Regions from separate parts of the Homo sapiens genome. Here region 2 is linked to region 1. Evidence: chromatin contacts called from ENCODE Hi-C or POLR2A ChIA-PET data. All regions are on one chromosome and are shown on one strand. The core of a region is the stretch at or near the end of the contact, and the rest is flanking DNA. Distances in the headings are between cores, read along the strand shown.

What was found. A loop is a pair of places that touch in the nucleus more often than their neighbours do. ChIA-PET counts read pairs that join two places held with the same protein, here RNA polymerase II (POLR2A). Pooled maps may share reads with other maps.
Region 2: a pooled map shows a loop between it and region 1 (2.7-fold over the local background). The contact joins two enhancer-like sites. A Hi-C loop is called at or near these places in 1 of 168 maps with a recorded cell type or tissue (naive thymus-derived CD4-positive, alpha-beta T cell), 4 of 37 single-sample maps with no recorded cell type and 9 of 50 pooled maps. POLR2A ChIA-PET finds 5 or more read pairs at or near these places in 2 of 52 experiments (WTC11 and activated CD4-positive, alpha-beta T cell).

Annotation. Positions count from the first base shown.
Region 1 is chr1:211,679,059-211,683,049 of GRCh38, reverse strand. All of the region lies in intron 2 of NEK2-DT (NEK2 divergent transcript), which reads right to left. Among named protein-coding and RNA genes, the nearest start is that of NEK2-DT, 5.3 kb to the right of the region's middle. Within about 2 kb of position 2,134, at least 7 of the 41 ENCODE cell types and tissues checked have a DNase peak (open chromatin) inside an H3K27ac peak, as active enhancers do.
Region 2 is chr1:211,885,574-211,889,564 of GRCh38, reverse strand. No RefSeq gene overlaps it. Among named protein-coding and RNA genes, the nearest start is that of LPGAT1-AS1, 57 kb to the right of the region's middle. RefSeq lists an enhancer at 2,036-2,085. Within about 2 kb of position 1,949, at least 2 of the 41 ENCODE cell types and tissues checked have a DNase peak (open chromatin) inside an H3K27ac peak, as active enhancers do.

The DNA of each region.
Region 1 (3,991 bases), core at 885-3,384:
GTTGCTGCGATAGCTTCCCACGCTGTATTCCTATGCCCTGCATTCACTCTTTACCAGAGAAGTCTTTCTACAGCACACATCTAGTAGTGCTCGTCTGCTCAAAGCTTCCACTGTGAGTCCATCACCTTCAGTAGACTTCCTCAACTCTTGGGTCTTCCTGCTCACCTGTCCATCCACCTGTCTTACAGGTAACGAACCACAGGTACCCTTTGGTCCACCAACCCAACCTGCAGCTCACAGCAGGCCTCCATGCTTTTACCCACAGTTTCCCTTCTCCTAATTCCAACTGCTCCTTTAGATGGGATTCAAGTGTCACCTCCCCAGGAACATTTGCCCTGACCCCCATGCCCTGCCATCTTTATCAGAATCTGGGTCCTCCTCTTTGCATTTTAGGCAAAGCTCTTTCAGAGCAATTATCATACTACATAGAGAGAGCTGATTTACACAGCAGTTCCAGTGAAGTTTTGGTGAGAGGGGATGGAATCACAACATTTAGAGCAGGAAGGGTTCAACAACTTCATTTTACAGAGCCCAGAGAAGGGATGTTGAAAAGCTAATGCAGACATAGCTACTTAACAAAAATTGTCATTCGGGGTCAGACCAATGACTAAACAGCCCAGTGTTCCAGTGAGGTGAAATGGATTCCCTCGGTCACATAACTCATTAAGACAGAACTAGGCCAGACACGGTGACTCACGCCTGTAATCCTAGCACTTTGGGAGGCCAAGGCAGGAGGATCACCTGAGGTCAGGAGTTCAAGATCAGTCTTGCCAACATGGTGAAACCCCACCTCTACTAAAAATACAAAAATTAGCCGGGCATGGTGGCGGGTAACTGTAATCCCAGCTACTCGGGAGACTGAAGCAGGAGGATTGCTTGAACCCAGAAGACGGAGGCTGCAGTGAGCCAAGATGGCACCCCTGCACTCCAGCCTGGGTGACAGAGTGAGCAAACAAACCAACAAACACACAAAGAAGACAGAACTAGAAGAGCCTGGGAACCTGGAGCTCAAGCTCACTGCTCCTACCATCACTGTGCTGCCCCCGATGGAAAAGGTAGGCGTGTCCTCTAAAACCTCCTAAGTCCCTTAGAAACACATTATGGTCCTGTGCAAGGTGGTTCAGGCTGCTATAATAAAATACTTTAGACTGGGTAATTTATGAATAACAGAAACTTATCGCTTGCAGTTCTGGAGGCTGGAAAGTCCAAGGTCAACGTGCCAGCAGATTCAGTGTCTGATGAGAGCCCGTTTCTCATAGATGGCATGCTCTATGTGTCCTCACATCATGGTAGGGCAAACACATGGCAAACAAACTCCCTGGGGCCTTTTGTATTAATATAAGGGCACTAATCACTCCCCCAGAGGCTCCACCTCTTAATACCATTACCTTGGGGGTTAGGTTTCAACATACGAATTTAGGGAGGTCACAAGCATTCAGACTCTAGCAGGCCTCACCGTCCATAATTAGTTTTAACATTTGTCTTATCACATTTAGGTGATGAATATTCTTAGAGATAACAAATATCCTGAATTTACAAGTAACAGGAAAAAACATGGAAAATTATGAATGTCTGTCTTTGTCTGAAAGTTTATCCTTATATTGAAAAGAAATGTTTTTCCCTAATTTGTACCCTTGGGTATAAATTCAAAACTATTGCCTTTTAAAATGTGATGGAGCTCTTAACTAAACACTGTTTGGTTTCAAAGATAACTTTCTTCTCATCATATCCTCCAGCTGCCTGCCATTTAGCTGAAGCTGTCTCTCAGTCTACATCTTGTCCTGTTTATCTCACGTGGTATGTGGCTGTTAAGAACAGTCTGCCTAACACCTCATTCTTTGTTCTAGAACGTGGTTATTTGTTGAGCATATAGTATGTCATGCATCTTTTTTTTAAAAGCATCTCTTAGCTTCTGATTGTTATAAACAAAGAATCTCTCCTTTTTTCTTTCTAGAAATCTTTTTTAATCACTCGAAAGAATTGCCATAATCCCTGACTTCAAATTGCTTCAAGTAATTGTGGAGATAAGACTTATACACAAATGTCTTGTCTGATTTTAAATTCTACACATGCAAATCTGGGGATTTCCTGTAGGGACAGGCGGAGTAGTGCTGCCGCGCAGGCGCCAGCTCCTCGTTTATTATGCAGTGATGTACAGCCCTCTAGTGGGTCTTTAATGCAACATAAAAAAACGAAGCTGAGGGCAATGAAATATGGCTTTGTTCATTCATCCATTCATTTGATGTACAAGTGCTGGGTTCCTGCTTTGTTCCAGGCACATTTTAGGTGCTGGGAATACTGCAGTAAATCAAACAAACAGCAACAAAATCAGATACATTAGTTACTGGAGACTAAGAAGATGGAGAGGAGAACAAATTTGGGATGAAGATCAGGAACTTGATTTTTGGCACATTAAGTCTGGGATGCTCATTAATCTTCAAGTAGCTTCTTTTAAACATTAATTAGGTGCCGGATGCAGTGGCTCACACCTGTAATCCCAGTACTTTGGGAGGCCGAGGCGGGTGGTTCACTTGAGGTCAGGAGTTTGAGACCAGCCTGGTCAATATGGTGAAACCCTGTCTCTACTAAAAATACAAAAATTAGCCAGGCATGGTGGCCTGCACCTATAGTGCCAACTACTCGGGAGGCTGAGGCAGGAGAATCTGTTGAACTCGCGAGGCGGAGGTTGCAGTGAGCCGAGATGGCGCCACTGCACTCCAGCCTGGGTGACAGAGTGAGACTCTATCACAAAAAAAAAAAAAAAAAAAGAAAAAGAAAATTAAAATTAAAATTAATCAGGCCAGGCGTGGTGGCTCACGCCTGAAATCTCAGCATTTTGGGAGGCTGAGAGGCTTGAGCCCGGGAGTTCAAGATAAGCCTAGGCAACTTAGTGAGACCTCATCCCTACAAAAAGTTAAAACAATTGGCTAGGCATGGTGATGTGCACCGGTGATCCCAGCTAACTCAGGAGGCTGAAGTGGGAGGATTGCTTTAAGCCCAGGAGGTTGAGACTGCAGTGAGCTGTGATCGTGCCACTGCACTCCAGCCTGGGCCATAGAGTGATACCCTGTCTCAAAAAATAATAATAATAGCAATCAGTGTCTCTATGGACATGTACAGAGTGCCTGTGGGAGAAAATGCAAGTGCAAATACTCTCTTATTTGAGATTTCACCAAATTTAAATGAAAACTGACAACATGAGCACAGTTAGCAAGAAAAGTGTGAAGACAGTGAATTAGACCATGGGTGTGGGGAGAGTGGTTATCGAGAAGTTCAAGGGTTGGCCCCACTCTTATAGAGTTGCTCATCTTCTTTCTCTGTTTAAATGGAATCATCTCAGTTCTTCGTTTGTTTTCTTCTTAATTCTTGCCACAATTTGTCACAGTGGAGTTTCTCTGTGTACTTAGGTTACATCCATCTCTTCCACCTACAGGACTATATGTCTGTCCTATTCACTGTGGTATCCTCAGCATCTGGCACCTGACTCAGCCTCTATTTATACTTGTTGGAGGATGAATTTTCCATTTAATAAGGCAGAGAAGATACATGCACATGAGAAGCTAGTAATATGGCCTAGTATAATTCTAAATGAGTAAAAACACAGTTGATTACTCTTAAGAGTAATTAGAAGATAGATCATAGTGGGTTGAAGTCAATCAGGAAAAATTTCAGAGAAGAAATTGGGCATGAGCTGAGACTTAAAGAATGGATGGAATATGAAGGAAAAAGGAAAGAAGTTATAGGGGAAAGGATGTTCCCTGTAACCTGTCCCTGTTTGACTCCCACATGCTTCTCATCTCCCAGTGTCTCTTTCTATTCTGGTGTCTAGTGGTCTCTGCTGGGCTGTCCTGCCCTCACTCATGATGCGGGCTAACTCTGGCCAACCTTTAGGGTTTGTCATGTGAGTGATTCCTATGCTACCCTTTTTTTTTTTCTTTTTTTTGAGACGGAGTCTTGCTCTGTCGCCCAGGCTGGAGTGCAGTGGCGCGAT
Region 2 (3,991 bases), core at 700-3,199, 210 kb before region 1:
CCCGCCCGCGCCTCTCCCTCCGCCCCTCCCGGCAAACTGAGGGAGCCGGCTCCGGCCTTGGCCAGCTGAGAAAGGGGCTCCCACAGTGCAGCGGCGGGCTGAAGGGCTCCTCAAGCGCGGCCAGAGTGGGCGCCAAAGCCAAGGAGGCGCCGAGAGCGAGCAAGAGCTGCAGAGGGCTGCCAGCACGCTGTCACCTCTCAGAGTGAGATACTGGTATGGCTTGTATCTTATGAGAAGGGAAAATGTGGACACAGAAAGATAGTGGAAGATAATGTAAAGACACAGGAGAAGACAGCCAGCTACAAGCCAAGGTGAGAGGCCTGGAACAGATCTTTCCTTGACGGCCCTCAGAAGGAACCCCATCCATTTTTTTTTTTCGGAGATGGAGTTTCGCTCATTGCCCAGGCTGGAGTGCAGTGGCTGATCTTGGCTCACTGCAACCTCCTCCTCCGGGGTTCGAGTGATTGTCCTGCCTCAGCCTGCCAAGTAGCTGGGATTACAGGCGCCTGCCATCATGCCCAGCTAATTTTTATATTTTTAGTAAAGAGAGGGTTTCACCATGTTGGCCAGGCTGGTCTCGAACTCCTGACCTCATGGGATCCACCTGCCTCGGCCTCCCAAAGTGCTGGGATTACAAGCGTGAGCCACCATGCCTGGCCCCTGGGGCCCACATTTTGATCTTGGACTTCTGGCCTCTATAACTGTGAGAAAACAGAATTCTGCTGATTAAGCCATCCAGTTTGTGGTACTTTGCTATAGCAGCCCTAGCAGGCTCATTTAGACAGCAGCTAGCCCAGAAGACTAATTTTTCTCACCTCCTCATAAGATGGTTTTAATAATAAAATGAGCTAATAGAACTAAAGCCCTTTGCAAATAGTTAAAGCTACAATTAAGATGAAAGGGTTTCATATCACTATGATAACAGTCCCTGGCTGCCATATTTAAAACTACTGGATTTTTAAAATTACCCGTCTTCTATGCATACAACTGAATCCTTTTCCTGGATATATTTTTCTCTGTAGAACACATATCACCTTCTAACATACTATGTTTTACTTATTTATTTTGCTTATTCTCTGTCTCTTCCCACGAGTAGCAAAGCTCCATGAAGGCAGGGACTTTCTGTTTTGTTCACTGCTAGTCTCCAGCCTGGCGCATGGCAGGTCCTCAGCATGCACTTATCATTCATGCATGTTGGATGAATGATAAATACACATTTACTCCTTATCTTCATCAGGCTATTGTCTACTGATCCTTTAAGGCCTAACTCAGGCCTACTCTTTCTTAGGAAGCCTCCCCACGCCACTTTCCTCTTTCCTAGTTTGGAGCTTCCCCTCCATTCTCTTACATGGATCTTTCCAACAATGCAGGGACCACATTGTGTTTGTTTCCATGACTCCCTCGCTGTGGGCTTTGGAGGTGAGGAACACCCAGGTCTATATACCCTGTAGTCAAAGGAGGCGGCTCTGTGCCTGGCCCTTGGTAGGCACTCTGTGCTTCTCTGTTGAGTGAGGCAGTAGCTAGGGAACAAGGGAAGGGCATGGGCAGAGGGTGGATCAGAGGTGGCCCACAAGGGGGTACTGACCTCGTAGCCTAGGCTGTGCCCTTGAGCTACAATAGTCAACAACACTAAACACTGAAAAGGAAGCCCACCACCACAGGTTGCTGGAACCACAGAGGAAACCAAAGTGGAGAAGAGTGAGGCCAGCTGGGAGGATGACCTCACGGTTTGGAATAGAGGAAGTAAAATAAAAATTGATAAATCAGAGCAGAGATATGGAAAGCCACTTTAAAGAGAAAACAAATGAAAGTTTCCTGGAAATGCAAAACAGGAGTTTCACCTGATTAATATGTTCACATAACTGAATATAGAATGAGTCATCTGGGGCTGAGATGGGGCATGGGGTTTGTCAATTAAGAAATTTTGGTTAGAGGTCAGGCGCGGTTGCTCACACTTGTAATCCGCACTGTGGGAGGCTGAGATTGGCAGGTCACTTGAGGCCGGGAATTCAAGACCAGCCTGGCCAACATGTCGAAACCCCGTCTCTACTAAAAATACAAAAATTAGCTGGGCATGGTGGTGGGCCCCTGTAATTCATTACTCAGGTGGCTGAGGTACAAGAATCACTTGAATCCGGGAGGTGGAGGTTGCAGTGAGCTGAGATTGCACCACTGCACTCCAGCCTGGGTGACAGAGCAAGACTCTGTCTTAAAAAAAAAAATTTTTTTTTTGTTAGAAAAGGGAGAACTGGCCAGGTGTCATGCTCATGTTGTAATCACAGCAATTTGGGAAGCCAAAGTGAGAGGATTGCTTGAGCCCAGGAGTTCGAGATCAACCTGGGCAAGATGGTGAGACCCCCCACCTCGATTAAAAAAGAGAGAGAGAGAAAAGGGAGAACTAAGAGGTCTTTGTCAGCTGAGCTGTTGGCTAGAGAGTGCCCGGACTGGGGATGAAGATAGCAGATCTTCCTGGGAAGTCTTTGATGGGAATTAAATCTCAGAGGTGGGGGCAGGGCCGGTCTAGTAAAGGGAGGCCAGAATGATTAGCAAGTAGTTGGAGGTGGGGCTCAAATATAATAGTATAATTAATGGTAAGAATTCTCTGCCCCATGTGGAACATGGTGGTGGTGTTTGCATTTACAAAGGTAAAAAGTATGGGCCAGGGCAATGGCTCATGCCTGTAACCCCAGCACTTTGGGAGACCGAGGCAGGAGGATCTCTTGAACCCAGGAGTTCAAGACTAGCCTGGACAATGTAGCAAGACACTATCTCTACAAAAAACCGCACACCTGTAGTCCCAGCGACTTAGGAAGACAGAGGCAGGAGGGTCACTTGAACATAGGAGTTTGGGGATCCAGTGAACTAGGATCACACCACTGCACTCCAGCCTGGGCAACAGAGTGAGACCCTATCTCTGAAACAAAAATAAAAAAGAAATAAAAAGTACAGGTAAGACCATCTGTAAAGGTCATTGTGCTCTGAGGGAAGATTTGAGAAGCTCAGCTCATGCTTCTTGTCCACAAAGAATGAGGAAAATTATCACTGGCTTGCCAGGCTGAACTGCCTTTGGTATTTCACAGTCTTGAGGGGGAAACTGTCATCCTTTGACTGTTCATTCATTCATTCATCAAACATTTTTGAGCCAGATACTGTGCTACATCCTGGGGATACAAAAATAAATGTTAACAACCAGTTCAACTAAGAACCTTGACCTCCTGGATTTGTGTAATCTATAATCCAGTTCAAACAAGCATCCTCTGACATCCCCCTGTGCTGTGGGGAGGAAGGTGGTTAGGAAGGGCAGCTCAAGCACCAGGGGCAGCAAGGCTAATCAAGCAGAACAGAAGGTCAAAGTCCCGGAAGAGGAGTAAAATGCCAATCCACCAGGGGAGTCTGGAACCAAGGCTTTGCAACCTCTCCCTGGGAATGTTGAATGGTACCCACGAGAGCAGAAATACAGCACCAATTAGGTTACAGGCACTGCCACTAAAATTCAGTGAGGCAAAATTATCATTGAACTGAAAAAGGAAAGAATTTAGTTAAACAGATCTTTTGAGAATGCCTGCAGAGTCACTGGAATGAGTTGTTGACATTCTTCATCAACACAGAAAATGTTGCCAGGGTGCCTGCAACAAAACAGATTTATGTGATGCCACTCCTGACTCCCCAGAGACCTGCCGACCTGAAGCAGACAGATTAAAGTCAGCCTGGGACACACTTCCTGATTTTAAAAACAAACATTCTTCAGGTTTTGAAAAGTGAATTTCTCCAGGAAACACTTTACACAAGTAATACCCTAGAGTGTACATATTTTGTATTCTCTATACTCTGTGAATATTTCTCATATTACGGACAGTAAGATATTCAGTGTTGACTTCGGATATAAAGGGAGTACATCCTTGAGAAGGAGAGTAGAAAGTCCTTGCCCAGTCTTTGTCCAAGTCATCATCTGTTTTCTGTTCATTAGACATTAGTAGAGGGTCTACTCTGT